Linked DNA regions of Homo sapiens: region 1 is linked to region 2. The links are chromatin loops, found by intact Hi-C in ENCODE. Cell type or tissue: endothelial cell of umbilical vein. All regions are shown on one strand. Each heading gives the region's core, and the rest is flanking DNA. Links, peaks and the distances in the headings are about the cores only. Region 1 has its middle 91 kb from the start of LINC02715. Region 2 holds the start of LOC105369483 (a long non-coding RNA gene).

Evidence for each region. Peaks named below come from ENCODE experiments on the same cell type or tissue, not always from the same donor. Only the 100,000 strongest peaks of a DNase experiment are listed, where the experiment ranks them.
Region 1: it touches region 2 in a loop (2.8-fold over the local background); 2 of 110 quality-filtered maps call a loop at or near these places.

What each region holds. Positions count from the first base shown.
Region 1 is chr11:109,906,544-109,923,147 of GRCh38, reverse strand. It overlaps the pseudogene TFAMP2. Among named protein-coding and RNA genes, the nearest start is that of LINC02715, 91 kb to the right of the region's middle. In endothelial cell of umbilical vein, for the core only: no CTCF peak of the experiment used is centred there; a DNase peak (open chromatin) is centred at 8,157; H3K27ac peaks cover 1,823 bases.
Region 2 is chr11:109,856,397-109,873,000 of GRCh38, reverse strand. LOC105369483 (a long non-coding RNA gene) reads left to right here and starts at 12,414. Exons shown (of 3, transcript XR_948003.3): 1 at 12,414-12,495; 2 at 12,616-12,786; 3 at 12,868-13,442. RefSeq lists enhancers at 8,510-8,659, 8,244-8,887, 12,353-13,552. In endothelial cell of umbilical vein, for the core only: no CTCF peak of the experiment used is centred there; no DNase peak of the experiment used is centred there.

The DNA of each region.
Region 1 (16,604 bases), core at 3,599-11,598, 51 kb before region 2:
TAAGTGTCCCATTTGCCTTCTTCAATACATCTTTTCTTATTATTTTGCTACAACCAGGTTCTGTCATCTCCCATTTCTTTGTTTGTTTTTTCTCTCTTGTGAAGGCATTTTTATGCTTGGATAGTTGTTCCAATTGAAATTTCTGCAGGGGGATAATTGCTGGAAAATCCTTTTCCACCATCTTTCTCTGTATCTATCAACAATAAATTTGAATGTGAATGGTCTCAACAGACAAATTAAAAGAAAGAGATTGTCAAGATGGATCAACAAGCAAAACCCAATTACATGTTGGATACAAAACCCCCACTTTAATATAAAGGCATATTATAGATTAAAGAGATGAAGAGGCTGGGCATGGTGGCTCATGTCTGTGATCCCAGCACTTTGAAAGGCCAATGTGGGAAGATCACTTAAGGCCAGGAGTTCTAGAACAGCCTGGCCAACATGGAGTGAAGCCCCATACCTAGTAAAAATACAAACATTAGCTGGGTGTGGTGGTGAGCAACTCTAATCCCAGCTACTCAGGAGGCTGAGGCAGGAGAATCCCTTGAACCTGGGAGGCAGAGGTTGCAGTGAGCCAACATTGCTCTCCATTGCACTCCAGCCTGGGCAACAGAGTGAGACTCTGTCTCAAAAAAAAAAAAAAAAAAAAAAAGTAAGGAGATGAAGAAAGATATGCCTTGCTGACACTAACCAAAAGAAAGCTGATGTAGCTGTGTTAACTTCAGACAAAGCAGTCTTCAGATTAAGAAATATTATCAGGAATTAAAAGGGACATCACATAATTATAAAGAGGTCAAAACTTCATTAAGACATAACAATTCTTAATGTGTATGTGCCTAACAACAGAACATTAAAATACATAAGGCAAAAACTGATAGAACTGCAAGGAGTAATCGATAAATCCATGATTATAGTTGGAGAGTTCAACACCCCTCTATTAGAAATGAACAGATCCAACATGCAGAAAATCAGTAATGGCACAGTTAAACTCAACAACACCGTCAATCAACTGGACAAAATTGACAGCTATTGACTATTTCATCCAAAAACAGCAGAATATACATTTTTCCAAGCTCATATGGAACAACCAACAAGATAGAATACATTCTGGATCATAAAATATAACTTAAAACAATAGAAATTATAAAATGTCTTCTCTCAAACCATGGTGGAATTAAACTAGAAATCAATAACAGAAAGATAAAAAATCCCCAAATACTTGGAGATTATACAACACACTTCTGAATAACACATAGGTCAAAGAAGAAATCTCAAAAGAATTTAAAAAATACTTTGAACTAACTACAAATGAAAACATATCTTACCAAAATTTGTGAAGTACAGCGAAAGCAGTGCTCAGAGGGAGAGTTATAGCGTTGTATGCATGTATTAGAAAAGAAAGATGTAAAATCAATCATCTGAGCTTCCACCTTAGGAAAGTAGAAAAAGAAGAGCAAATTAAATCCAAAGTGAGCAGAATAAAAGAAATAAGAAAAATTATAGTAGAAATCAATGAAATTGCAAACAGAAAATTAATAGAGAAAATCAACCAACCCAAAAGCTGTTTCTTTGAAAAGATCAATAAAATTGATAAGCCTCTAGCCAGGCTTACTAAGCAAAAAGGAAAGAAGACGCAAATTACTAATGTCAGAAATAATAGAAGGGACACCAATACAGATCCCACACATATTAAAAAGATAGTAAAGGAATATTACAAACAACTATAACCCCATAATATGATAATCTAGATGAGACAGACCCAATTTCTTGAACAATACAATCTGCCAAACTTGCACAAGAAGAACTATATGACAGGAATAGGCCTATATTTTTATTAAAGAAACTGGATCAATAATTAACAACCTTCCAAAACAGAAAGCTTCATGTCCCTATGGGTTCACTGGTGAATTCTATCAAACATTTAAGCAAGATATCATGTCGTTTTTCTGAAATCTCTTCTAGAAGGAGCAGAGGGAATACTTCTTAACTTATTCTATGAAGCCAGCATTACCCTAATACCAAAGTCAGAAAAACATTGCAAGAAAGAAAACTACAGACCAATATCTCTCATGAACATAGATAAAAAAATCCTCAATGAAATATTAGCAAGTCAAATCCAACAAGGTTAAAAAAAAATTGTACACCACAACCAGTTGGGTTTACTCCAGGTATGCAGAGCTGGTTCAACTTTGGCAGATCTATTAATGTAATCCATCACAGGAATAAGCCAAAGAAAAAAAATACATGATTATATCACCCATTTATGATACAATATCCATTTATAATAAAAACTCTCAGCAAACTAGGAATAGAAGGAAACTTCCTCAACTTAATAAAGGCCATCTATAAAATGTTTACAGCTAACGTCATACTTAGTGGAGAGAAACTGGAAGCTTTTCTGTTAAGATCAGGAGCAAGACAAGGGTGTCTCTTCTCACCACTCCTTTTTAACATTGTCCTGGAGATACTAATTAATGGAATAAGACAATAACATAAAATAAAAGGTGTTCTAATTGGGAAGGAAAAAAATAAAACTGCCTTTGTTCACGATAATGTGGTCATCTATGTAGAAGATTGGAAAAAATTAAAAAAAACCTTCTGGAAGTAATAAGCAGCTAGAGCAAGGTTGCAGTATACAAAGTTAACATACAAAAGTCAATCACTTCCTGATATAGCAACAATGAACAAGTAGAATTTGAAATTTAAAATACAGTGCCACTTATTTTAACTCCCTAAATAATGAAATCATTAGATTTAAATCTGACAAAATATGCACAAGATCTATGTGAGGAAAATGACAAAACTCTGATGAAAGAAACCTAACAAGAACAAAAAAATGGAGACATACTGTATTTGTGAATAGGAAGACTCAATATTGACAAGATGCTAGTTCTTCCCACCTTTATCTACAGATTTAATGAAATCTCAATAAAAATCCCAGTAAGTTATTTTGTGGATATTGACAAACTGATTCTTAAGTTTATATAGAGAGCCAAAGGACCAATAATAGCCCAAAATTAAAGGAGAAGAAGGTGGAAGACTGACACTATCCAACTCCAAGACCTCTTATAAAGCTACACTCATCAAGACAGTGTGATATTGGTAAAAGAACAGATAAATAGATCAATGGAACATAATAGAGAGCACAAAAATATACCCACATAAATAATCTTTGACCTTTGACAAAAAAGCAAAGGCAATACAATGTAGCAAAGATAGTCTTTTCAAAAAAAGATGCTGTAACATCTGGATATCTGCATGCAAAACAAACAAACCAACAAAAAACCCAAATTACTAATCTAGATACAGACTTTACACTCTTCACAATAATTAAATCAAAATAAATTATATACCTAAATTAAAATGGAAACAATGAAACTTCTAAAAGGTAACATAGGAGAAAATCTATGTGACCTTGGTGCTATGGTCTGAGTGTTTGTGCCCTCCAAAATTTATATGTTGAAACCTAGTAACTGACATGATGGTATTAGGAGGTGGGACCTTTGGGAAGTGATTCAGTGATGGGGGCAGGGTCCTCACAAATGAGATTAGCACCCTTAAAAAAGAAGTCCCAGAGACCTGTCTCATTCCTTTTGCTATGTGAGAACAAAGCAAGAAAGCACCATTTGGGAGTCTGGAAGTGGGCCCTATCCAGACACTGGATGGCTGGCCCATTGATTTTCAAGATCAAGGGATCCCCAGAACTCTAAGAAATAAATTTCTATTGTTTGTTAGCCAATTAGTTTATGGTATTTTGTTACGGTAACCTGAATGAACTAAGACACTTGGGTATGGTGATGACTTTTTGGTCACAACACCAAAGACACCATTCAGGAGAGTAATTATTGATAAGTGGGATTTCATTAAAACCAAAAATTCTAGTTCTATGAAAGACCAAAAAAGAATAAGAGACAAGAGAATAAGAAACAAGCCACAGACTAGGAGAAAATATTTGCAAAAGGCTTATTTGATAGAGGGTATCTAAAATGTACTTAGAACTCTTAAGACTTAACAAAAAGAAAATGAACAACCTGATTCATAAATTACAAAAGTTCTAAACACACACTTCACCAAAGAAGGTATACAGATGGCAGAGAAGCATACAAAAAAAATCAACATCATACGTCATTAGGAAATTGCAAATGAAACAACACTGAGATACCACTACACACCTAGTAGAATGGCCAAAATTTGAAACACCAACAACATCAATGCTGGTCGGTGAGGATGTGGAGCAATAAGAGTGCTCATTCATTTTGGAGCAGAATGCAAAATAGTACAGGCACTCTGAAAGACAGTTTGGCAGCTTCTTACAAAGCTAAACATACTCTTACTGTATTATCCAGCAATCACACTCCTTAATGCTTACCCAAATAAACTGTAAACATTTCTACACCAAAACCTGAAGACTAGTGTTTATAACAGCTTTATTCATAATTGTCAAAAGCTGGAAGTAACCAAGATGTCCTTCAGTAGACAAATAAACTATGGTACATCCAGATAATGGAGTATTATTCAGCATGAAAAGATAGGAGCTATAAAGCCATGAAAAGCCATGGAGGAAATGTAAATGCATATTACTAAGTGAAAGAAGCCAATCTGCACAGGCTACATACTATATGATTCCAAATATATAACATTCTGGAAAAGGCAAAACTATAGAGACAATAAAAGATGAGGAAAAGAGGGAGAGAAGGATGTATAGGCAAAGCACAGAGGACTTTTAGGGAGGTGAGACTGCTCTGTATGATACTACAGTGATTGATGCACGTCCTTATAAATTCATTTACACCCATAGAATGTACAACACCTAGTGTGAACCGTAATGTGAACTATGGACTTTGGGTGATAATAATGTGTAGGTTCACCAATTATAACAAATGTACAACCGTGGTGGGGAATTTTGATCATGAGGGATGTTATGTGTATGTGGGGGGAGTATATGGGATATCTCTGTGTAGTTTGCTCAAGTTTGCTGTGAACCGAAAACTGCTCTAAAAGTAAAGTTTATTTTTTTTAAAGCAACAGGCTAACATCCAATTAAAAAAAATTGAAGCGTTTTTTGGCCTAGACTTAGGTAGGAAAGAAGAGATAAGTTCACTCAGTACATATAAACTGTAAACAAGAATTCTTGCTGCTTGAAAATACTCATCATTGACTTTACCTGTGCATACAAGAAAACTGACAAAATGCTAAGGCTTACCTGCATGATTAGTGGATATTTTCCTTGTTCAGCAAAAGGCCAGTAAAAAATATTTCTGACTGAGCTGCAACATGAAAACAATTTACCACCTCATCACTCTTAAACAAAAGGTTCAATTCAAAGTGTGTTCAATCCTGACATATACCATATGCCTGAGAATGATCACTGAATAGAAACATGGATGTGAGGATAATAATGCATATGTATGGTAACCAATAAATATTTCAATGAGGTTTGTTTATTCTGCAGTAGCGGGGTTTGAATAATTCAGGTATTTTGATTCCCAATCCCATCTATTTTCTTTTTAAACCATAGAGTCTAGGTCAAGTATTGGCCTGTTACCTAACTGGTGGAAGCACTCAATGAACATTTCCTGGAGAAATGTGAATGTTTTGAAATGGGCTGATCAATATATCTCCAGAACTGTCCAGGCAAGGGATGCATTGATCAAGTGATAAAGCGGGACACACTGGAATCTGCTTGCCATCACTTGGATCATCACTTGGTTCTTAAGATCATTTATCTCCTTTCCCCAGTGAGTCTATAGTAACCTTGCTTTTAGGCCAGCAGACACTAAGATCATTCTGCTACCTGGTGGTGCTATGTCTCACCTGGACTATTACAATATTGTCCTAATCTATCATCGTCTAGTCTTACCCCATTTTATTCCATCCTGCATGTCCCTCTAGAGTTACTTTTAAGAAATACAAACTTGTCACATCACTTTGTATGCATAAAACCTACTGCCTGCAGGACAAATTCCAAGTTCTTTAGCATGAAGTACAAAGTCTTTCACAATTTAACCATGGTTTACATTTTGAACTTTTTCTCCCTTTCCTTTCGGTGTGGAATTCCAAATGCTCTGTAATTTCTAACCCACCCATTGTGCAGGGCAAAAACCCTGGAGTATCTTCAACTCCTTCCTTTCTCTCACATCCCATTTCCAATCCATCAGCAAATCCTAATGGCTCTACCTTCAAAATATACCATAAATTTGAGCATTTTAGCCATATATACTCATACTATCCTGGTTCAGTTTAACATGATCTGTTGGATAGATTATTGGAATACTTTGTAACTGGTTTCCCTGATGTCTATGTATCACAGAGTAGGATAGTGATCCTCTTAAAACCTAAATCAGGTCACATCACTCCTGTCCTCAAAGCCCTCCAGTGACTTCTTGTCTCACTTGGAAGGAAGCTCAGAGTCCTCACCAGGGTCCTAGATCACCTACTACTTCCCCACTCATTTGCTGTGCCGCAGCCACTTTTCCTGCTCTCAGGAGCTTTGCACGCACTATCGATCTCCTCTTTCTGAAAATGCCTTCCCCGGGTATCCACACAGCTGACTATCTCATTTATTTCAGGTTTCACCTCGAATGTCACCTTATTAATGAGGTCTTCCCTATTCAATGTATACAAAATAGTATCTCCTCGTTTACACTCTTTAACCTGCTTCATTTTTCCCCATAGCATTTAACAACATCAAATATGTTTACTTATATGTTACCAGGCCCCACATTAAAATATAAATTCCACTGGGCATGGTGGCTCACGCCACATAATCCCAGCACTTTGAGAGACTGAGGTGGGTGAATCACCTGATGTCAGGAGTTTGAGATCAACCTGACCAACATGGTGAACCTCCATCTCTACTAAAAATACAAAAATTTGCCGGGTGTGGTGGCACATGCCTCTAAGTCCCAGCCACTTGGGAGGCTGAGGCACGAGAATCACTCGAACCCCAAAGGTGGAGGTTACAGTGAGTCAAGATTGCACCACTGCACTCCAGCCTGGGCAACAGAGCAAGACTCCATCTCAAATAAATAAATAAATTCCTTTAGGGATGACTTTATCTACTTTGCTTATTTTGGCATCCTTAATTTCTAGAACAGTGCCTAGCACAAACTAAGGACTCATTAAAATATTTCTTGCCTTAATCGAAGTGATTGAGGGACAGTTTTGCTTCTTTCCTCATGTTAAGACTAGATTGTTGAGCTCAGTTTCTTTTGGATAACTACTGAGTAATTTGCTCTAAGTAAAATATTATCTGAGCTGAGATTTTACAGGGGTATTTATATTTCTAATAATACTGATACCATATATAGGACATTGGAGAATGCTATATTTTTATAGTAACTGCATCTTTATTATTTTATTTGGCCCTCATAACACAATATAGAAGGTATTAATGTTATCACTTCCATTTTTTCTTAGGTTAGAAAACCGATGCTTTACTAAGATGCAAAATGTCAGTACTTTAAAGATAAGGAAACAGTAATCTACAGAAAATATGGATTCGACCATGACCCTAGTGTAGCCTGGAAAAGAAAAAAACAGAGAGATAATATAATCTTTTGATATTTTACAGTCAGTCTATGGAAGGACAAACAATTCCAACCAATGGAGTGAGAAATATTTTTGAAAAATTATATCCATCCCAAAATAGAACAAGCCACCTTGAGAGTGACTCATCAATGGAAGTGTTGCAACAATGACTAGACTATTAGTTTCAGGCCAAACTTGTCACAGAACGAATGCCATACAGAAAACTCTAGGTATTCTTTAAACCCAATGATCTATGAATCCATAAACTGTATCATACTTCATGCTCCAAAGAGTATTTCAGATCCTTTAGTGATGGAAAAAGAACCGTTATGAAAAAGAGTGAAATAAATCACTGTCTCTTGCATAGCTCCCTTCTGTATCTCAGGTAGCTTGTAAGAAGCAGCCCTGTTACAAATTTCAAGTAAAGAGCCTGAGGGCTTAACAATGAAATCAAAGAAGGGACATTAGACCAGGCAATACCAGCTGCTATAGCGGCAGGAGAACAAGCTCCACGAATTTCCTTGATACAAACAGTCCAGTTCTGTGCTTAACCTCTGCACCAGCTGCCCAGAGTGAGGGAACAGTGTCAGAACTAGCAGAGTCTATTGTTGACAAAAGGAAACTGGTGGTAGAAGGTCAGATGCAAGTAAGAGATGGTGTTTTCACATCCTGGGAATTGAGCTGTTGTTTAGAAGTGAGTTTGATAGAAATCATTTTTCCTTTCCTGGCTGATCTGCAGCCAAGCATGTGGGTCAGAAATTTCAAACAGATAAACAAGGGTCTCACCCTAAAGCACTCTCAAGAAAGCTTGTTTAGTCAGCTACATAATGTTTGAGATAAATTTAAAAACTACTGTTTTGTTGACCCTGAACTAATTTTGTTTAAATGATGCTTGAAACTAAGATCTGGGCTAAGGAATGGGGGATTGAAATGGAATGCTTAACCAGTGGCATATGAAAGGATAATTTTTTATCTCATTGAGTTTATAGTACATTTATAAATAGAAAACATTGCATTAACCACATAAAAGAAATTATGAAAGCAGTTGTCATGAATATCCAAAGGGAAAGCTCAATATTTTTCAAGTTCTTCAGTAAGGGAGCTTTAAAGTCAGTAAATTACTATGGCGTATCAAGAGACAGCTTGTCTAAGAGATAGTTGTCTATCGTTTGTTGTCAAATCTAATTTCTTTGTGAAAGATCTCCCCACCTCCTATCTGTGTGCTTTACTCTTGCTTTAGGACCTCTGCTGGCTTCCTCTTCATTTTTGAACAAAGCTCTGACTCCAGTATGGTGTAGAAAACCCTTCACACTGAGCTCTGTTAGGTAACTCTAAGCGCCAGCATTGTGCCACTCTACAGGCTCCACAGCAGAATTCCATTTCCTGAACCTGCTAGACTGGTTTCAGCACTCGCTCTTACTCATTTTTACTCTGCCTACTCGGAATGCTCTCTCTTCGCTTCTTCATCCCAGCAAGCTCCTTTCCATCCTGAAACTTGCAGGTAGTGGTGGTAAGGGAATGAACCCTTTCTGAAGTCTTGCCCATCCTCAGATGAACTTACAATTCTCTGTAAACCAATGGGATTTCTCATCTTTACTGCTACGCTGTTATAGTCTTGATGAACATCTTTATGGTTCATAATGAATTACTAATTAAAATGAATGTATCCTGACCATCTTTACACTCTCACTAATGATGCAGTTTAATACAGTGGCACTGGAGCCAGGCTCCCTGTACATTTTTTAAAGGCTGCTCTACTTACTAGTGGATGTATTTGGGCAATTATCTAATCTTCATAGAAAGTGTTTAGAATAAGGCCTGGTTCATGTACTCAGTACACTTTAGCTATTATTTATATGTCCCAAGACTGGCACGTTCTTGATGTTTAATAATCATAACCACAAACACTTACTAAGCACTTGGTATGTGGTCATGTTAAGTACCTTTTTACTTTTTATTCTGTGGGTACATAGTAGGTGTATATGTTAAGTACCTTTCATGTAATGCCTCATGAATTCACACGGCCAGGGCCAAGACTAGAGCGAGGGGCTAGCAAGGCATCTAAGGGCAGAAAATTTAAGGAAGTGCTCAATGTTGGGGTTGAGCAAGTGACCTCTGCTGAGCCTACACTGCATGGTCTTGAGAATGACAACCTCCGTAACTTATCTAACACCTTTATTGAGATATTTATATACTATATACTATAAATCAATTTATATACTATACAATCCATTTATTTCAAGTGTACAATTCAGTGGCTTTTAGTATATTCACGGGGTGGTGTGACCATCACAATCAATTTTGGAACATTTTCATCACCCTCGCAAGACCCTGTACACAGTCAGTCCTCTCTTACCTTCAATCTCCCCGGCTCTAGGCAACCACGAATCTACTCTTTGTTTCTATAGATTTGCCTCTTCTAGACATTTTATATAAATATGCCTTATGTGGTTCTTTGTGACTCGCTTCTTTCACTTAGCATATTGTTTCCAAGGTTCACCCATGTTGTGGCATCTCTCAGTACTTCCTATTTTTAATTGCTGAATGGTATTCCATTGAAGGGATATACCACATTTTACTTATCTATTCTCCAGTTGATGAATACTTGTTATAGCTTTAATTAGTGCTAACATTTAGCTTATGATATATTGGAGTTAATTTTTTTATTGTGGTAAGAACACTTAACACTATGTACTTGGGTTGTTTCCACTTGTTGACTACTATGAGCAATGTTGCTATGAGCATCTGAGTGGGTATGTTTTCATTTCTCTTGAGTATATACTTAGGAGTGAAGTTATTGGGTCAAATGGTAACTCTGTGTTTGACATTTTGAGTAACTGTCAGATTATTTTCCTAAGTGGTTGCACCATTTTACACTGCCACCATCTGGGTTCCAAATTCTTCACACTTTCCTCAACACTTTCCCTTTCCATCATTTGGGTTATAGCCACCCTAGTGCGTGTAAAGTGCTGTCTTACTGTGGTTTTGACTTGCATTTATATTTTCATGTGATTATTTGTCATTTGTATATCTTCTTTGGAGAAATGTCTATTTAGATATTTTGCCCATTTTTAAATTGGGTTATTTATGTTTTCATTATTGAGTTGTGTTTCTTTTATATGTTCTAGATAAAAGTATCTTATCAGATATATTATTTGCAAATATTTCCTCCCATTCTGAAGGTGTATTTTTATTTTTATTTTTCAAATAATGCCTTTTGGAGCAGAAAAGTCTTTGATTTTGATGAAGCCAAGTTTATCTTTTTCTTCTTTTTTCAATTGTGCTTTTGGTGTTGTATCTAAGAAAGCCTTGCCTAACCCCTGGTCATGAAGATTTACTCTTTTTTTTTGAGATGGAGTCTCACTCTGTCACCCAGGCTGAAGTGTGGTGGCACGATCTTGGCTCACTGCAACCTCGGCCTCCAGGGTTCAAGTGATCCTCCTACTCCAGCCTCTCGAGTAGCTGGGACTACAGGCGCCTGCCACCATGCCCCGCTAATTTTTTGTATTTTTAATAGAGACGGGCCTTCACCATATTGGCCAGGCTGGTCTCAAACTCCTGACCTTGTGATCCGCCCACCACAGCCTCCCAAAGTGCTGGGATTACAGGCCCGAAGATTTACTCTTATGTATTCTTTTAAGAGTGTTATTGCTTTAGTTAGTGCTAACATTTAGGCTTATGACATATTGGAGTTAATTTTTTTTTATTGTGGTAAGAAGACTTAACATGAGATCCACTCTCTTGACAACATTTTTAAAGTGTATAATGCAGTATTGCTAACTATTGACATAATGTTATACAACATATCTCTGGAATTTATTAATCTTGAGTAACTGAAATCTTATGCCGTTGAACAGCAACTCCTTATTTCTTCCTCCCCTCAGCCCTTGGCAACCACTATTATACTTCCTGCTTGTATGAGTTTGACTAATTTAGATACTTCCTAAAAGTACACAAATGTACTATTAGTGTTTTTGTGGCTGGCTTACTTCACTTAGCGTAATGTTCTTAAGGCTCATCTATGTTGCTATATATGGCAGAATTTCCTTCTTTGTTAAGGTGAATAATATTTCATTCTGTGTTTATAACACTTTAAAAATCTACTCCTCTGTTGATGGACATTTAGGTTGTTTCCACATTTTGACTTTTGTGAATAATGCTGCAATGTATTATGGGAGTACAATATCTCTTATAGAGCCTATTTCAATTCTTTCAATTTTTTTCAATTCTTTTGGATAAGTACTCAAAAGTTGGACTGCTGGATCACATGATAGTTCTATTTTTAATCTTTTGAGGAAACTTCATACTGTTTATCATGGCAACTGCACCATTTTACATTATCCAAAATAGTTTACAGGGGTTCCAGTTTCTCCATGTCTTCACTAACACTTGTTATCTTTTGTTTCTAGTTTTTGATAAAAGTCATTTTAATAAGTGTGAGGTGTTAGCTATCTGATTCTGGTTTTCATTTGTATTTCCCTGGTGATTAAAGATGTTGAACATTTTTTCATGTACTTGTTAGTCATTTATATGTCTTTAGAAAAATGTTTATTTATGTCCTTTGTCAATTTTTGAATCAGGTTTTTAGTTTTTTTTTTAAACTATTGAGTTGTAGAAGTTCCTTATATATTTTGGATATTAACCCATTCATAGATATGTGGTTTGCAAATATTTTCTCCCATTTTGTATGTGATCCCTTCACTCTGTTGATTACTTCATTTGCTGTGCAGAAGCTTTTTAGTTTAATGTAGTCTCACTTGTTTATTCTTTGTTGACTGCACTTGTTTATTCTTTGTTGACTGTGCTTTTGGTGTTATATCCTTGAAACCATTGCCAAGACCAATGTCATGACGATTTTCCCTTGTGTGTTTTTTTCTTTCTAGAACTTTTACAGTTTGGGGTCTTAAATGTAAGTCTTAAATCCATTTTGAGTTTATTTTTGTGTATGGTCTAATATAAAGGTCCGATTTCATTATTGTGCATGTAAATATCCAGTTTTCCCAAACGCCATTTATTGAAGAGACAATTATTACCCTGTCATATATTCTTGACACTCATGTTGAATATCAATTGACTCTATATGTGTGGATTTATTGCTGAGTTCTCTATTCTGTTCCATTGTTCTGTCTTGATGCCAGTACTAGTACAAATAGATTTGTAATGTATTTTGATATGATGCTCCAATTCTGATATTATACTTTGATATGATACTCCAGCTTTGTTCTTTTTTTTTTCTCAAGATTGTTCTAGTTCCTTTGTGGTTTTATATGAATTTTAGGATTTTTTTTCTATTTCTGTAAAAAAGTCAGTTGATTTCAAAAGAAGACATACAAATGTCCAACAGGTATAAGAAAAAAATGCTCAGTGTCTCTAATAATCTGGGAAATGCAAATCAAAGCTACCATGAAATATTCTCAGCCCAGTTAAAATGACTGTTAACAAAAAGACAAAAAATAATGGGTGCTGGTGAGAATATGGAGAAAGGTGAGGGCTTTTATACAGTTGTTGGGAATGTGAAGAAAATGCAGCCACTATGGAAAATTGTATGGAGAGTCCTCAAAAACTTAAAATAGAACTACCATATGATCCAGCAATCCTACTGCTGAGTATATATCCAAAAGAAGGGAAAGCAGTATGTCGAAAAGACATCTGCATTCTCATGTTTATTACAGCGCTATTTACCATAGCCAAGATATGGAATCAACCTAAGTATTCATCAACAGATGAATGCACAAAGAAAATGTGATACATACAACAATGAAATATATTATTCAAGCATAAAAATAATGATGTCTTGTAATTTGCAGCAACATGAATGGAACTGGAGGTCATTATGGTACATGAAATAAGCCAGGCACAGAAAGATAAATATCACATACTCTCACTCATACGTGAGAGCTAAAAAAATGGATCTCATGGAGATAGAGAGTACAATATTGAATACCAGAGGCTAGAAAGTGGGGAGGATGAAGAGAGGTTGACTAATGGGTCCAAAAATACAGTTAGGGCCAGGTGCACTGGCTAACGCCTGTAATCCCAGCACTTTGGAAGGCCAAGGCTGGTGGATTCCTTGAGCTCAGGAGTTCGAGATAAGCATAGGCAACATGACAAAACCTTGTCTCTACAAAAACATACAAAAATTAGCTGGAAATTGTGGTGCACAGCTGTAGTCCCAGCTACTTGAGAGGGTGAGGTGGGAGGATGGCTTGAGCCTGGGAGGTGGAGGTTGCAGTGAGCTAAGATTGCACCACTGTACTCCAGCCTGGGTGACAGAGCAAGACTTTGTCTTAAGAAACACATGTACACACAAACGAACAAAGAAAAAAGAAACAAAACCAAAAATATAGTTAGATAGAAGGAGTAAGTTATAATATTTGATAGTACAATAAGGAGAGTTTAGTTAATAATTGATTGTATATTTCAAAATAGCTAAAAGAAAAATAAACAAAAACAAAAGAAAAACCAAAAAATAGCTAGAAGAGAATAATTGAAAATAATAACACAAAGAAAAGATAAATGTTTGAGGTGATGGATATCCCAATTGCCCTGATTTGATCATTACATATTGTATACATGTATCAAAATATCACATACACCCCAAAAATATATACAATTATATATCAACTTAAAAAATTCATTTGGGATTTGTATAGGGATTGCATTGACTCTGTAGATAACTTTGGGTAGTATGAACGTTTAACAATTTTAAGTCTTGTAATTCATGTACGTGGAATGTCTTTCCATTTATTTGTGTCTTCTTTAATTTGTTTCAACAGTGAATTGTAGTTTTCAGTGTATGTCTTTCACCTCCTTGGTTAAATTTATGCCTAAATATTTTATTATTTTGATGCCATTGTACATGAAATTGTTTTCTTAAAAATTTTTTGGGTAGTTTGTTGTTAGTGTATAGAAGCACAACAGGATTTTATATGTTGATATGTTTTATATGTTGATATGTTTTATATGTTGACTTTGTATTCTGCAACTTTACCAAATTATTTTATTAGTTATAAGGTATTTTTTTGGTAGCATCATTAAAGTTTTCTACAAGATAACACTGTCTGCAAACAGAGAAGATTTTACTTATTTCTTTCTGATTTGGTTTAGATGTTTGTCCCCTCAAATCTCTCCTTGAAATGTAATCCTCAGTACTGGGGGTGGGCCCTGGTGGGAGGTGTTTGGATTATCGGGGAGGATCCCTTATGAATGGCTTAGCACCATCCCCTTGATGATGAGTATGTTCTAGCTCTGAGTTCACCCAAGATTTGGTTGTTTAAAAGGGTGTGGCACCCCTTCTCTCTCTCTCTTATTCCCACTCTCACCACGTGATATGCCTAATCTGCCTTCACTTATCATGAGTAAAAGCTCCTTGAGTTCTCACCATAAGCCAAGAAGATGCTGGCATCATGCTTTCTGTACAGCCTGTAGAACTATGAGCCAATTAAACCTCTTTTCCTTATAAATTACCCAGTCTTATGTATGTGTTTATAGCGCCACCAGAACAGATTAACACACTTTACAATTTAGATGCCCTTTATTTCTTTTTCTGGTCGAATTGCTCTGGCTAAGGCATCTAGTACCATGTTGAATGGAAGAGTAGGCTTCAGTGCTTTGTTTCTGATCTTAGAAGAAAAGCTTTCCAATTTTTTCTTATTATTGAGTATGATATTAGCTGTGGGCTTTTCACAGATGACATTTATATGTTGAGGTAATTTCTTTCTATTCCAGACTTACCATAGTGCCTTTCAAGTGGCAGGTATGATAATAAAGAAAGGAGGGTCGCATGAGGGTTCTAGTTGTCACTGCAGGGGTTTTTCTGTGCCAGGAGGCTCTCCGAGATTGGGGCTCAGTCACTGCCTCATTTGCCAGTGCGATGGCCTTCTTCGAAGCATGTGGGGCATGCTGAGTGCCCAGTGAAGGTCCAGAGTGGAGCTGTGCACTGGCTGTGGAAGTTGACTGTGCTTACCTTTCAGTTTTGTGTATTTACTGAAATGGTTTTCATCCACCTTAGCTAGTTATCTGAAGAAACCTATGGTGTCTTACCTTCGATTTTTGAAAGAACAGCTACTCATATTTAAAGTTCAGAACCCAGATGCAAAAAATTCAGAACTAATTAAAAGAATCACTGAGCTATGGAGAGAACTTGCTGATTCAGAGAAAAAAATATATGAAGATGCTAACAGGGCAGTCTGGCAGGCATTCAGAGAAGAGATAAACAGAATTCAGGAACAGCTAACTCCAAGTCAGATAATATCTTTGGAAAAGAAATCATGCAAAAACTTTAAAAAAAGAAAGCGTTAATAAAAAAGAGAAAGCTAATAATGCTTGGAAAACCAGAAAGATCTTGCTCAGCTTACAACATTTTTGTATCTGAAAGCTTCCAAGAAGCTAAGGATGGTTCATCACAGGCAAAGCTGAAGACTGTAAATGAAAACTGGAAAAATCTGTCTAGTTCTCAAAACAAGTATACATTCAGCTTGCTAAAGATGATAAAATTCATTATGATAATGAAATGAAGTCTTGGGAAGAACAAATGATTGAAGTTGGACAAAATGATTTTATACATCTTGAAATGAAGCAACCACCGAAATTTGGCAATGAGGAGTGTTAAAATAGAAGATTGAGTTGTGTTCATGATGGATAGGCACAAGAAACCAATTAGGTCTCAATACCTGAAGCTACTATAAAATTAGAAAGGATAAAGTTGGTAAACATTTTATATTTAATTTATTTTTCTTTAGACTGTGGACTCCTGTCAGTTTAATACATATTAGTATCTAGATTTGGAAAACCCAAACAGATAAAGGTTTATGCAAAATTTGTTTTGTGTTTAGGAACTACTGAGGATCAAAGTAATCCATGCAAATGTAGCAGTGAATCATTTTACCTTTGATAAAGCTAAATCAGGCTGTGAAATTTTCTTTATACTGGATGACAACTATGGAAAGAGTATTGTTGTTTACTTGTATTATGGAGTTAGGAGTTTCCTTTTCACAATTGTCACAAATTGTGGAAGCCACAGTGTTCTGTGATTGTGCATTTTTAAAAAAACAGCCAGAACTCATCTAGGT
Region 2 (16,604 bases), core at 4,943-12,942:
CAATGCTATAGAGACTTTCCCCTCTGTTTTCTTCTAGTAGTTTTACAGGTCCAGGCCTAACATTTAAGTCTTTAATTCATTTTGGGTCAATATTTATATATGGTGTGAGATAAGAGTCCAATTTTGTTCTTCTGCATGTGGATGTGCAGTTTTTCCAAGATCATTTATTAAAGACTATCTTTTCCCCATTGTGTGTTCTTGACACCTTTGTCAAATATCAATTTAATGTAGATATGTAGGTTTATTCCTGGGCTTTCTATTCTGTTCTATTGGTCTATCAGCTTTTATGGCAGTGCCATACTGTTTGATTACTGTAACTTTATAATATAATTTATAATAAGGTAGTGTGATTTCTCCAGCTTTTTTCTTTTCCCTTGAGGTTGATTTGACTATTCAGGGTCTTTTGTGGTTCTGTATAAATTTTAGGATTATGCTTTCTATTTCTATGAAAAATGTCATTTGTATTTTGATAAGGATTGCATTGAATCTGTAGATTGCTTTGGGTAGTATAGATATTTCTACAATATTAATTTCTTTAATTCATAAACATGGAATATCATTCCATTTATTTGTGTCATTTTCAATTTCTTTCATGAATCTTTTATAGCTATCAGTGTATAGCTCTTTTACCTCCTTGGTTAAATATATTTTCACGTATTTTATCTTTTTGGATGTTATTGTAAATGTGATTGTTTTCTTGATGTTTTTGGATAGTTCATTGTTAGCAGATAGGACTACAACTGTTTTTTGTATGCTGATTTTTTATCTTGTGACTTTAGTAAATTTGTTTTTTAGTTCTAACAATTGTTTGGTGTAGGCTTTAGAGTTTTCTATATATAAGGCTTTGTCATCTGCAAACAGATAAAATTTTCTTCTCTTTTTCTGATTTGGATATCTTTTATTTTTTATTTTTCTTGCTCAATTGCCCTGGTTAGGACTTTCAGTACTATAGTAACTAAAAGTGGTGAGAGTGGACATCCATGTCTTGTTCATAACATAAAAGAAAAAGCTTTCAGCTTTTCACCATTGAGTACAATATTAGATGTGGGCTTGTCCTATATGGCCTTTATATGGCCTTTATAATGTTGAGATATGTTCCTTTTATACCTGATTTGTTGTAAGTTTTTTTAATCAGGAACAATTTTTATTGAAACAGATATAAATAGACCACTAAGAATCCCAAGATATTTAGGAAATATAAAAACATAAAAGATCTCTTCTTACCACCCACAAAAAGAAAAATAAAACCAGAAATGAATAACCCTAGAGGATTTAGAGCAAATTGTGAGAATAGGTGGAAACTTCAAACAAACAAATGATGGATCTAACAGAGGAGCTCAGTGAAAAGGCACTTGTGAAATAGGCTGAGTCCATATAGAACAGAAATATGGAGGGCACTGCAAGGTAGGTCATTGGAATAAAGGGTGTATGATGGAATAGATAATAGAGTGAGTTTGAGAAACCCTGGAAACTGATTAAGGCACAGAAGGCAAGAAGAAAAGGTAAGGGTGTTAGGAACTTCAATAAAAATCAACCAACCAACCAATCAACCAACCAACCAACCAATCAACCAACCAACCAACCAACCAACCAACCAACCAACCAACCAATCTATTAGGTTGGTGTAAAAGTAATTGTGGTTTTTGCCGTTACTGTTTTTTTTTTTTTGAGACAGAGTCTTGCTCTGTCGCCAAGGCTGGAGTGCGGTGGTATGATCTCAGCTCACTGTAACCTCTGCCTCCTGGGTTCCAAAAATTTTCCTGCCTCAGGCTTCCAAGTAGCCACCAAGCCCGGCTAATTTTTTTATTTTTAGTAGAGACGGGGTTTCACTATGTTGGCCAAGCTGGTCTCGAACTCCTGACCTTGTGATGTGATTCACCCACCTTGGCCTCCAAAGTGCTGGGATTACAGGTGTCAGCCACTGTGCCTGGCAGGTTTTTGCCATTACTTTTAACTGCAAACTAAAAGTAATGGCAATTACTTTTGCCCCAACCTAATATATAAGACAGATATGATTCATATCTGTAGCAAACTAAGTGTGAATTTAGCAATTGATGAGTATGAAGCAGAAGAATCTTTTTGAACTAAATCTCAGGATTATTCTCCAAGTGTCAAAGTGGCTATGGCATTAAGATCTGAGAGAAGGAAGAATACTTCCAGCATGCCCAGTGCTCCTAAAGATAACAATACTTACCTGATTACTATAATGCAAACACTGTTTACTGGTATTCAACTTTTGCAATAATCCCGTTAAAAAAACATAGATTTTACCATCATAACTACTTTTAGCTTGGACCACATACAAGTGAAACTAGAGTTGATAGATGTTAGGAGGTAAAAGAGAGTGGAAGGCGAGAGGAAGAGAGAATCACTAATATCTCCAGTTCCAAAATAGGGAGCCGAAAGAAATTGTCTGTTTGAGTAATAAATGGAGATTTAAGTCTGAGGTTGTAGAGGCAATCAGTGGGAGGAACTGAGAACAGCGATGCAACTGTATTGTGAGGGAAAGGGTAGAGGCGGTGGGAGGTGGTACAAGTGAGCTATCATTTATCTCTTACAGCAGGAAGTTACAAATAATTGGTAGAGATGATACAGCATGAAATAGTGGTTTAAGCATACTATGTAGGGCTTCATAGGTAACTACCAGAGACTCATTTAAAAGAAGCTCCCTCTAGGGAGCGGGAGCACAGATGGCGATGGGTGAACCAAATACATGATGTTTTTCCATTATAAGCTTGCGGTGATAAATAATTTATGTATGTATATATAAATTTTGTATCCGGAGGAAATTTCTGAACGATTTTTGCTTCCAACCTATAAAGAGGAGCACAAATACCTCTATCATTTGCTGGCATGGGGATAGGAATCTTTTCTGTGCAATGATGCAAACTCTACTAATTTAGTTTTAGGGGTGGCTGTAGAGAAAACCCTTGTTTATTAAAGTGGAGGGGAAAATTCCACCTCAGTTTCTTCAGGCTATCTTTTCAAAATTAAAACAAATTATGGTAACTACATATAGCATAGAATTAGCCATTTTAAACACTTTTATGTGTAAAATTCAGTGACATTAATTACATTTAAAATGTCGTGCAACCATCACCCCTATTTCCAAAAATTTTCATCATTCCAAATAGAAACTGTGAAGGTTAAATAATAACTCCCCATTTCTTGCTCCCTCCAGCTCCTTGTAACCTTCATTCTACAATCTGTCTTTGTGAATTTGCCTATTCTAGATATGTCATGTGAGTGGAGTCATACAGTATTTGACCTTTGGTGTCTGGCTTATTTCACTTGTCTTGAGGCTATCTTTTGACAGTTCTCTGAAGCCATCTTAGGCCAATAGCAAGATGTGACAGGCATGGAAAATATGAATGTAAAGTATTTTGTTCAATAGCAAATTTTGGTGCTACCAGAAAAAATATGTATTCTATCCTAAAGTGATAACGGCTATTGAATTTTCTAGAACCCAGGACTGGTGACTGTACCCAAGCTTTCTCTTCCTGGGTCAGTACAGCAGAGAAGCACATTTTGTTAGAGTGGAGAAGAAAGTTATATGAAATCTGATGTCTGTCAAAGATCACTGCTACAAGACTGCCAACACTGGAAAGGGTCAGGAACCATGCTTCAAAAGGCAGCCTGACACACAGTGTTGACTTCTTTCATCATTTGAGACAGATATGGTTGTTGGGTGAACAATTTAATAAGACAAATTGCCCAAATTTTACTTTACCACATAGGCATGACTGGCACATATGCCCCGAAAGGACATTTTGTTTTTGCCAGAGGAATTACTGTCCTTTATCTGCACCCTGATATTATTTTCTTTATGCATTGCATTTCTTTCTAGAATGTCATTCTCTGAGTATGTTTGTAGGGCAATGAATATGTGTGCAATGACGTGAGTTACAACATACCTAAGGAGATTAAACCATCTCTTATTATTTGTATTGATTTTCCATTACCAACTAAAATCTGTTTCAAGGGTATAACAATTGTAGTTAAATTCAACAAAGGACTGATAATGAGTGGATTATTTTTCATGCTTTCTTGAGTCCTGTCACTATTGACAGATACCCTAGAATGCAGATATGCAATGAAATGCTAAAATGTCAGCATTTCATTAAAAATAAACTTCTGGAGATAAAAGGGTGACTACTTAGTATACCCCAAAGCACAGAGAGCACCAGTATATTTGCAAGAATGTCCCCAGAGAGCTCAAGAGCAAAGCGTTTTCATGGATTGATTCACCTTTTCAACCTCTGCAAAGACGCAAAAAGGAGAATCTTAAATTTCTCAGAGGTGACCATTCCTATGAGGGAATTGTGGCTATAATGTAGCTTTCAAACTGAATTGGTAAGTGGGAGCTCTGATGTCACAAAGTAACAGACATGAAGGACATATGAAGTGTGTGTCTGTGTGTGAGTGCATGCATGTGTGTGTGTGTGTGTGTGTTGGGATAATGGAAGAAGAGTTGTTAAGAGAGTTGCTCTATTCTGAAAACTGGTGGAGCATACCCTACAATGACACCATACAGGAGTTATGCTGTTGGGCTGTTTTGAAGAGGACATTCATTAATGGAAATACCAGTAGGAAGCCAGGGATGAAGATGGTAACGGGCCTTAAAAAGCAAGAAAGGAGAAGTAAGCAATGGGGCTGTGAAAAAGAGGCTAAGTTTGTACCAGACATGTGGATTGTACTGGTCAGTTCAGTTCAAGGAAAGTAGAGACGGGAGGAATGAGGAGTAGGAGTGGGGCTGGAGGTGGAGAAAAGCCCTGCAAGATCAACACTCTCAAAACGGCTTGACAGTTGCAGGGGGTTAGGACAAAGGTTCTCAGTGGGCCACACAAAAATGCCTGAGGTAAGTGGAATTGGTCAGTTACTTACGTGTGTCTGAAGGTTAGCAAAACATGATTAGTTATGAAAGGGATCGATTTGGTGACAGCCTAAGATTGCTGACTTATAGCTCATTGGAGAATATGCATGAGGAAAGTTTGTGCTTGCCATGTGTTCATGCCCTCTCACAAAGCATGCTTCAGGACCATGTGTCTAGAACTGTTTTATTTGCTTTTCTGGTGACAGGTCAGAGAAAAGCAGAACAATATAACCTGACTGCCTATGTGTTGCTGGTCTCAGGGGACATTAGTGCCACCTCATGTAGCAGCTGTGACCAAGGGGACAGAAGTCCATTGGCCTTACAGGATCTGAAATAGAGGTTTTACGATGATTTGACTTTTCTTATCCTTTTCACCTTCATGGCTTGTAACCAAATGTAACTCCCTGCTTGCAGGCATCTGGTGTCTTGGTGGGTTTAGGGGGTTTAAGGGACTCAGGGGAATCAGAACAGTGTAATATTGCTGCCCGGGCTAGCCTGACCTACTCATGATCTAGGTAGTGTCAGCGGGCGTGGTGGTGGGCGCCTGTAGTCCCAGCTACTTGGGAGGCTGAAGCAGGAGAATGGTGTGAACCCACGAGGCGGAGCTTGCAGTGAGCTGAGATTGCGCCACTGTACTCCAGCCTGGGCGACAGAGCGAGACTCGTCTCCAAAAAAAAAAAAAAAAAGATCTAGGTAGTGTCTCAGGCCAAAAAACTTGGGGGCCATGCATGTGTCTCTTCCCTTCCTCTCATATCCCACAACCAACCTGTCAGGAAACTGTGTTGGCTCCATCCTCAGAATACATCCAGAATCCAGCCACATCTCAGCACTGTCATGGCAAGCCCACTGGCTCTAGTCACCTTCGCCTCCAGCCTGGGCTGCTCTCACAGCCTTCTGACCAGCCTGCCCCTGCTGCCCTCATGCCTGACTGCCTTGTCTCAACTTCTCTGTCCAAAGCCCTCCAAAGGCCTCCATCTCCCTCAGCATGAAGTCCATGTGATCCACAGGCCCCACACAATTTGACCCCACAACTCTCGGGCCTCCTTGACTCTTCACCTGTTCATTCCATCCACTCCAGCCACACTGGCCTTTTTGCAGGCAGGCCCGCTTTGCTCTTGCCTCTGTGCTCTTACTCCCTCTATCCTTCTTGTACCCACATGGCCATGCCACTCACTTCCTCACCTCTTCTGTGTCTTTGCTGACATGACACCTTCTCAGGCCTTCCCTGGCCATCCTATTTAACATATACCCTGTCCCCCATCATGTCCTCTCTCTCTTTTCCCTGCTTTCCTATTCTCCATTGCATGAATCACCATCTGCTGTACATTTTCTTATTTAATCTGTTGTCCATCTCCCCTGATAGGATGCAGACTCTTTGGGAGCAGGGATTTTTGGATGCTCCTAAAGAGTACTGCCTATAATAGTACCTGAAATATAGTAGGACTCTACATATTTGCTGAGTAGATGAATGAACGTACCTTATTTTCTACTCCTGAGACCAGGGCCTGGCTGTGTTCTAATAAGTGTGTTCCTGATCCAGATCCTGTGTCCGAGGTCCTTGTCTTCATAGCTTAACCTGCCCCCAGCCCTCAATGACTTGGGCTTGTTTTTCTCTGTTATCATTGCTCTTCCACCCCACCCAGCACTGAAGTCTGTTCTTGAGCTTCAGTCCTGTGAAATGGGGGCTACCACTTTCTACCAGTGCTCTCCGAGGCTGACTGCTGGTCTGCCTGCCAAAGCCACTCTATCTGGTCTGCTCTTAGGGTTTCTCTTGTCCTCCTCTGCTGACTGGCATGGTGCTCCTATTATTGCTTCCCACACTTCTTTGTGCTTAGGGAGAGGACGGCCTGTCCTCTGTTAACGTGCTTTCCAGGTATTTTTCTCCAGCACTGTGATTCCCTCATCATCTCCCCAGTTTGCAGCACACACATTGTCGTATTTTACATTCAGATTAAACTATTGACTCACCATCTCACCTATTGTGACAAGTTTCTCTTACCTCATCGGTATCTGGTCCCATGATAATGAAAAAGTTCTTAGTCAATCCAAAGATTCAGGTCAAGGAAAGAAAACCAGAAATTGGCTTAGCCAAGTAGGAAGTCTGATTGTCACTGCCACATGGTGTCACTATTGAAACACTGGCAACCTGGCATGCTGGTGCTGCCCTTGTCTGCTGGCAGTACAGAGGTAGTTTCCTGGAGCTGAGTAGGTGGTGTGCCACTGCTGATATCTAGAAATCTGGGATCCTGGGGAAGTCTCGTCCACTGAGCTAAGATGTCAGCTGCTGCTGACACCCCTGGAAGAAGAGCTGGAAGAGAAAGTCCTGCTCTCTGTGTCAGCCTCCGCTGCTGCCCCTGCACACCAGTGTGGGTTTGACTCCTGTCACTACCCAGCGGGGCCCTGCTCATGAGTTCATGCACATGCACATATGCACATCCAGACACATTTTCCAGCAGATGTGGATGTCTCACCTCAAACAAGTTAGTTCCTAAGTGGTTTCTGCACTGCCTGGAACCAGCCTCTTCCCTAAGCTCCAAGTTTGGATCCTGAGAGTCCAGGAAATCATTCTCTTTCCTTCGTCTAAAGTCTGCTTCATTTTATATCTCAGGACAAATGACATTTCTTTTAGAGAAAAATTCCATCTTCTTACACATACAGTTAGGTCCATGTTCCAGGTACTCACTTCACCCAGTTGGAGAGGTGCACTTTTTAGATTGCCCCAAACTTCCTGCTCTGACTCTTATATATTTAGCTCTTTTGTTCCTGCCTCAGCCACAGGATATGACAGAGCTTGACTTTGATGGAAAAGGAAACCCAAAGGGAGTACTGTAAATTTATGCCATGCTATAGGGGCAACAAAGAAAGAGCAAGAGAGCTGATAGTTCTCACCTATTTATTAACGCTACAAATAATCATGACAATAGTTACCATCCATTAAGCAATGAATGTGTCTGGCATTTTTAGGTGTATTATCTCATTCAACCCTTACAACAATCTTGAAAGACAGATATTATAAAAGGAATGTAGAGATGAGAAATCTGAAATGCAAAGAAATGAAGTAACTCAAAGCACAAAGCCATCTGCAACAGAGCCAGTATCTAAACTTAGGTCTTTCAGACTCTAAAGCTTGGAGTCTTGCCAATGTACTACACTTACTCCCTCGTGATTGAGTAATTATTGAGAGTCTTAGGTTCATGACTGTTGAGGGATACATACATTGTTGGTTGTTTCCAGCCTCCTTGACTGCTGCTGAAACCCTTTACCTACCATTCTAAATGGTTTCATCCTTTTGGTTTTGGGAGGGTGTGTTTCGTTAGTGTCTCCTTTCCATTTAGAGGCCTTATTTCAACTTACTCCTTTATTAGTGTGGAGTGAGATTGTTTTCTGATTCACTCTTTCATATTCCAGATGAAGGAAAAGAGGGAGAAGAAACCAGCTGCCTGGAAGACTGACCCTCTGAGATGCTCTGGAGCCGTGCAGTTGTTCTCACTGGCAGATCAGTCCTGTCCCTCCAATAAAAGAGAGGGTGATCTTGGTGTGAGATGTTCTCTTTTGAAGTGTGATCAAAGCTTTGAGCTCAGGGATTGCTTAGCAAGGTGGAATTCTTTCTTTCTCTTGAGAGTTTAAATGACCTCTGTAATTGATAGGCATCGTAGTCACAAAATGAAGTTTTGAAGTGGAGAAGATAAAAGGTCACTACCTTGGAAAATAGTGAGAATTTCTTTCCTTTGGTGTTGCCTTCATTTCACACTTGATAATTCTGTAAGGTTCTGATTGTCACCCTGCAGCAGTTTCCATATGACTCAGAAAAAGCCCCCAGGCTCTTGCTACCCAGCTTGAGATCATTAAAATGCTTGAGTGAACTTTGGAGTTCCTGTCTGTTGAATAGAGATGACACTGACCAGAGAGGGAAACTTACGTAGGAGGTGTGTCTGGGTCAGGCATCAAAATGCTGTGGAATTGTCTCAAAAGAGAAACACTAACATTTTGCAATGCTTTCATAGGGGCATATTCAAGAATTCCAAAGCTTCTTGAATTTGACATGTTTTTTCTTGATTTGCCTTAAGTATTTCCACATAAAAATTACTTGATGATATATTTGAGCTTTTGATATCTTACAGCACATCTCAGGAAGGTGGGAAAATACCCAAATTAGGAGAAATAAGCAAAGTTTCTTAACCTTTAAGCGAGAATTTGCAAAGAGTTTTGTTTTGTTTTATTTTCTGAAATGAAAGCAGGAAAAAAAAAATCAAATGATGGAGAGTCTGAAGTTCCTAATCCTGAAAGCCTCTACCCACATGACCCCTAAAGGCCTTCAGAGTTCTGATGTCGTGAAAATGACTCTAACAGCCTTCATACTTAACTATGTGATTCTTATTCCTCTTTCTGACTGAATCAATTCATTCATTTTGGCTTACCTCTTTTTGAGGATAATGGTGTGGAACTAAAACATTTTTCATTTACTAAATGGATTTTACTTGAAATATGTACTCCATTAATTTTCCCAATAATATATAGGTCATACTATTAATTACTGAATGTCGTGGGATGTCTTGCTTTGGTGATAAACTAGATACATAAGTGTTTATTATCATTTCTAAGTAGCTGTTCTTCAAACTCTTCAATAATTCCAATACTAACTTTCCTTCTTAATTATGCTAGAAGAGGTAGAGCAGAAAGCTATGGATTTATTATTAGGAATTAAAATTTAGAGTCTAGAGATTCTCAAATCCATTTTCTATAATAAACTAAAATTGATAGAACAAGGTAGTTCACTAATACAAATGAGGACTGTCAGCATTCCAATTTCTGGCTAAAATTCAAAGGACTAAAACATTTCAAAAAGGCAGTGGAGTTTATTCCAATGTAATAAAAATAAATCCTTTCTCTAAAGAATGAGAACATTAAACATCTGTGATGCTTGCTGGAATTCTGGATTTAAGTCTATAAGACTATGACAGGGATCATAAACTCAAATGTCTACAGGGCCAGGTCAGAAATATTCATCTTGGCTTGTGAGAATGGAGGTGAACCAGAGTTCTCATACCATCAGAAGGGGCAGCTGCAACTTGGCTTTTGCCGGTTGTTATCATTCGGAAATGTGAATCTGGCCTTGTTAAAGCTTTCACCTCTTTAAGAGAAGCCATAAATCCAGATTTGTATGAGAAAGTTCTTGTATCCTTGGCCTAGACTTTCACAGGACACGTTATTTTATCTTTGATATTATCTCTGCATCTCAAATAGCTATTACCAGGGAAACAATAGTGTCTAACATTGGCTACATGAGTCAATAATCTGAACTTCCTCCAAGGCAGCCAATAGAGAGGGAATTATTATTCAATTGATTAATTTTGTTATAAAATAAACTCTTTTAAAAACAATCTAACACAAATTATGAATGAACATAATTACATAATTAAACAATATAAAAAACCACCTAACCACGAATTGCTAACCTTCAGTAATATACATACACACACACATATATATAGGGGATTGTATATGAAGCAAAGTCCAATGATATACATAGAATTTCTTGGTTAAATGTCATTGCCATTAATCATTACTCTTAGTTTTCTCTATGAGGACAGCAGAAACCTTGAACTCATCATAGACATAGAGGACTCAAAGCCAAATCTCAGCCCTTGATTTTGATACTTTTAGACTCAAGGTCTCTTTAGTTGCAAAGATTATAAGGCCTTCTCTTTTGCCTTTGATTCCTCTGTAGTGGGATAGATCTGTTTACAAAATATCCTCATCAATGTGAAGGTTCTTATAAACTTAATTAAATGCACTTGCGTACGTGTTTAAATTAACCTCATCTATATGCTCCAAATTTCTAACTCCTATAACCTTAATGAGTCACTTAATTTCTTCATGCCTAAACCCTAACATGAGGGTTCTGGCCTTGTAAATTTCCAAGGCTCTCTCCACCATTTTGGCTGATGCACTACATATGTTCTTTGGCTTTCTGGCCCATCCTCTGATTAGGATTTAGTTACATCATTTTTATACTTTGGTGACTCTAACAACTCTGATATGTCTTCCTAATCACTGTGGTTTGTGTGCTCTTCTTCCTCCTCCTTCATGTGCCCAATGAATTGCTCATTTATACCTGTGCGTTAGGACTCACTAGCCTGTGCAGGATGTGTGTGTATGTGAGAGAGAGAGAGAATGAGAGAGACAGTGTGTCTAATCTTGGAACTCTTAAAAAATAAGGATGGCATATTTTATCTTATATTCCCAGCATGTAATACAGTTCTTGGAACACAGTAGGCATGCAATTAATAAACAAACTCTCAAACTAGTGTTTCTGATTTTTTTTTTTTCTGAGACAGAGTCTCCCTCTGTCGCTCAGGCTGGAGTGCAATGGTGCGATCCTGGCTCACTGCAACCTCCACCTCCTGGGTTCAAGCAATTCTCATGCCTCAGCCTCCCAAGTAGCTGGGGCTATAGGCAAATGCCACCACACCCAGCTAATTTTTGTAATTTTAGTAGAGATGGGTTTTCTCCACATTGGCCAGGCTGGTCTCGAACTCCTTACCTCAAGTGATCCACCCGCCTTGGCCTCCCAAAGTGCTGGGCTTATAGGCGTGAGCCACTGCACCCGGCTATGTTCCTGATTTTATCACAATTTTTTTTCTCAGCATAGTTTTAAAACACATTTTAAACAAAACACAACTTAACTTTGAAAAGATTGGTTTTTTCAAAATATCTAAGATCCAAATCATTATAAAAAATAATGAGTTATACTGACAGATATTTTGGTTCCTCATTTGGGTTCTACAGTATACATACACCCTATATACATACATGTATATATTTCACAGATATTTTTGAATGTTGATGACAGTGATTAGGACAATAGTGAAGGCCAAATTTATAGTCCTAACCTAATTGTTCAGTCTTTCTGTTTGTGTCTTAGAGACTAATGGCATACAAACCAGTATGCTCTTCTTTAAATTTCTTGTCTAGTTCAGTGTGGTATCTTGCTTGGGAACTGTTATGTAAGTGCAGAACAGGTTCAGGATATGGCAGATTGTGGTTATTCTTTACAAAACTTAAGGTTATACAATTTTAAACACGGGAGGTTCTTGGACATGTGAGGAATGTTCCTATTTGCTGCAGAGATATTACCCAAGAAAAGAAACCACCTTTAGTCCAAACATTATTTAAATTGCATTTAGAGACACCACAGCCAATTCATCCTATGCAGAAAAACCCCCTAGGAAGAATATTTATGTTGCAGCTTTTATGTTTTTTAGCTTTATGTGGTTAATAAATATATATAAAGAAGCATATTCAAGGGTGGAACATCAATTTATATAGCATGTAACATAAGTTTATATTACTAAGAAAAAGAGTTTTATTTAACTTAACAATGGTGACTTGTGATCATAGTGCAGAACTGATTAGATTGTCTCTTCACAAGGAAATCTGGATCTAGAACCTAGAACCTGGAGTGCTCTTGCCAGGTTCTGTTGACCCAAATGCCTGAGGTTATCACATTAAATGGAATTAGAAAGCTCTGGATCTGCAATTTAAATCTTCAGGATTTGTGTCTTTATTACTAAGTCCATTATTCCAATATACTGGTCAGAAGAGTGAACCAGGAAACAGAGGTAGAAATACTATTTATTGTTTTGGGGCAACAACCACTTAATTACCCAAGAGTAGGCAAAGGAAACTTTGACTTTAGGAATCACCAGAAATTGTATCTGGGTCATTTGTCTTCTCTACAGGGGACGGTCTTTTATGCGGCAGCAGGGAAAGAGCTGGTTGCCTGATGATACTTAACCATTGGGATTGTTGAGAAGCAATTTTTCAGCTTGCAGATCCTAAGGAAGCAGCTCCAACTCAGATCCTTCCTCATCATTGTTTCTCATCAGGACTGGACGATTCTGCCCATGCAGGTTTTTGGCATCTATAGATCAAGTTTTTGGAAGGTGCAGAATTTCTGTAGATTAGAAGTTTTTCTGTTGCTGTCATTGCAGGAGAATGGAAAGAATGCTGGGGAAAAGTAAAAGCAGAGCCTGGTGCCCCATGAATCCCTTCTGAATTCTCTTGAAGGATATAGGCTACTCCTGAGGCTGGATGCCTGATAGCTCCTGGAAGGAGCCTCATCTTATTTCCCAGAGTCATTGGTGAGAAGACTAGACTCTGCTTCCTTCTCTCACGTGTTTAGAGATCAGTCTTTAAAATAGCTTGGTCAGATGAAAGATTGTTCTTTGGAGGACTCACAGATAAGTGCTTAATAACATGCCCCTACAAAATGTAGAAATCAATAGTGATTTCTATTTAAATAAAGATATCTCCTGTACTCTACAATAAATTGTATTTAGGTCATTCAATTTAATTAAAATTCAAGATATTCAAAGGCCAATTCTTTTTCTCAAAAGCCTTTAGAGGCCTTCTTTAAAGATGTCCATAAAGTTGAGCTCACAGACCCATACAACCTTTTGTTTAAACATAGTCTCAGAGTTGCTCTTAGTCACCGCCTTGAACTTTTATCTTAGTGTATTGTGAATGAGCAGTGTCAGGGATTCTGGCCTTCAGTGAGACCGCTATGGCCTTGGTCATCACCATGATTGATTCTGCAGTGAGTCAGTTTCCATTATGATTCAGGATTGAACCATTTCTTTTGAGGAGGTAAATGAACTCTTCCTGCATCCCCCTGGATACTAATTATCTGGCAGGAGTTAGCCACAGAAATTAAAATCAAATTCTTAGAAAAAAAGACATCTAAAAGGAGGAAGATTCTGCTCAAATTCATTGGAATAAAGAGAATGTATAAGCAAAAGTCTCCTTGATTTAAAGGAAACCAAAGGGTGCTCTCTCTCTAAGCTATTACTCTTGTCGTCTCCATCCACCTCACAGATTCCTTTCCTCCTCCCCTCCTTTCCTGGGTCCTCCCTGCCTGTACTCCATCTCCCTGAATTTGCTCTGTTTATTTCACACTCAGTCTTTGTTATTCACCTAAAAAATTAGTAAGGAACTCATGTTTTTTCTCTCATCTGGAAATCTTCTCTCTTTGATTAAAGGCAATGATTTTGAAATCAGATAGAACTGATTCTATCAGTTCGAATCCTAATGTTTCCTCTTACTAATCTTGGCACATTCTATAAGTTTTTGTTTTAACCACTCCAAGTTTCATTTCTCTCAACAGTAAAATGGGGCTAATTATGTCTCAAAGGATTGTTGTAGAGATTCAGTGAGATAGTGTATGGAAAAGAAGTCTCCAATAACATTGTTTTGAATAATATCCTACCTTTTTTTTTCTGTTTTACTTCATTCATGAGGTTTTTTTTTTTTTTAACCACTTTATTGACATTGTTTTAACCATCTTCTCAATTGCCATAGGAATTTCTCTCAGTGCTCACTTAACATTAACAGCACAGAGGTGGTTTTGGTACCGTGGAGAGGGCACTGGGTCGGGAGTCCTATCATCTGGATTGGATTCCTGACTCTGCCATGTACTAGCTAGACACTGGGTGAGTCCCTTAATCTTTTGAGGCCTGATTTTCTTGCATAAGAATAAGCAGTGCTTACCATATTAGATTTTTTATTAAATAAGGTAATTTCTACTGATGGCTTAATCTGTGCTAAGTCCTAAATTCATTGCACGCATCAATCTCATTTAAAGTTTGAAACAACCCTCTGAGTTAGTTACCCATATTATCACTGTTGTGTTGATGAGGAAGCTGAGGCTTAGAGAGATTAGGTTACTTGCAGGGGTAGAGGTGGGATCTGAGGCCAAGACTGGCTGACACCAGACACGTGCCTGTTGAATACCTAAATACCACAGCATGTTATTCCTGGAAGGGCTTTCTCTTCTCCCAAGAGTGGCACCAGTGAAGGACCTTGAATGTTGTTATGCACTCGACACTGTTGAAATGTGTCATGTATCTACTTTATCTCCTCAGTGAGGTTGTAAACTTCTTTAGGGCCTATGGTGTGTTTTTGTCTTTCGTTCATTTTCTTTTTCCCAGTACCTAGCAGAAGATTGAATTATAATATGCATTTAATAAATTTCCTATTGATTTAACTGTGTGCTCTTACCTTTCTCTCCTCCTAAGAACTGTGTTGAAGGCTTTTGTGTTCAGACAATTCAGTAATGTCTGAATTTAGTTGTCAACAATAACAACACAATAATGATAACAACATTATAGTTAAGAATTCCCAAACACTTACAGCACAGGCAGTTTATGTGGATAATGTCATTTACCCCCTCAGCAATCCTAAACATGACATGTTATATAATTGACCCATTTTATAGATGAGAAAACTGAGTCTTAGAACAATGACATAATGTGCCTAATGTCACAGAACTAGTGAAAGGTGAAGCTCAGATGCTCTGATATGAAACCAGTACCTAGTTCTAGAGCCAAGACTCTTCACTTTTTAAAAACAGGCATTAAATGGGCATAACATTGCCTGACCACTTTCTAAATTTTTGCTTTACAAAACTAGTTACTGTTTGCTACTGAAATGCTTTTTGTAAATATGGTTTTTTATTGTGGTAAAATATACAATACATAAAATTTACCATTTTAATAATTTTTAAGTGTACCATTTCAGTGGCCTTAAATACATTCACATTTTTATGTAGCTGTCACCACCATTTATCTCCAGAACTTTTTCATCGTCTCAAACTATACGGACCCTACCCACTCAATAACAACTTCCCATTCACCCAAGTCTGTATAAGTATTTTCTTCCAAGGTATACACTTGACCATTTCGACTCTTGAGGAGAGGTCTGAAAACTTTGATAATACAGGCCTTTGCAAAATCTGCACCTCTCTATCTTATTCAGCATAGTCCTAGGCCTTGTGACTTTCTCAGTCCTTTATTTCTTATATGATATCAGCAGACCTTGGGTCAGAAAGGTCTTTGGTGATAGATAGCCTGTCCTCTCTGAATCAGCTCTTTTGCAGATTTTTCCTATCTTCAGGACTTGTTCATTTTTCTTCTGTTGCAGCCATATCCCCACGACGTGGGCCCACAATTCTGAGTCACCAGCTTTACTTGTGTCAAAGAAAGTATGATGACAAAGGGAAACTGCTGTATTTATTATTTGCCATAAACTGTGTGCTGACTTGCTCAGAGAGGGAGAATCCCTATATTTTGGGCAGAAAATTCCAGTGTCATCCAAAGCTCAATAATGGGTAGAGTTGAAATGAAACAATCTGGCTAGATGTACTAGAAATAATCCATGTGTATACACAATGAGTTTGTAGAGGGTAATTGACAGACTTTAAGGGCCCTGGTTCTGTTGCCCTTTCACAGATATTCTTCTGGTTGTGGATAGTAGGACATTATTCATCCTGACCAACCCAGTTTATGAAACAACATGGATACAGAGCCAGAGACCACCCTTGTTTCAGGCTTCATGCTATTCAATGTCCTTGTGATAGTCATTGTCACCATATCTCTAAAACAGAGATGATGTCCACAGCAAGGTCATTGGTGGTGGCCATGTAAAGTAGGCCTTATTAACACAATGCCTATATGGATGCAGATACAATTATAGATTATTTTTTTTTCTTTCAGTTTCTAAGCTGATAGAGACCATATTTTTATTTTTCTTAATGGATATAATCTCTCAAAAATTAACTTTTCTTCATTTTTCCACAACCTTCTGGCATCTATATCTGCTTTCACATATGCTATAAATCCCAGGCCTTTTGAACAGGTATATCTTTTTTTGTGTGTGCTTTGCTGAAATCACA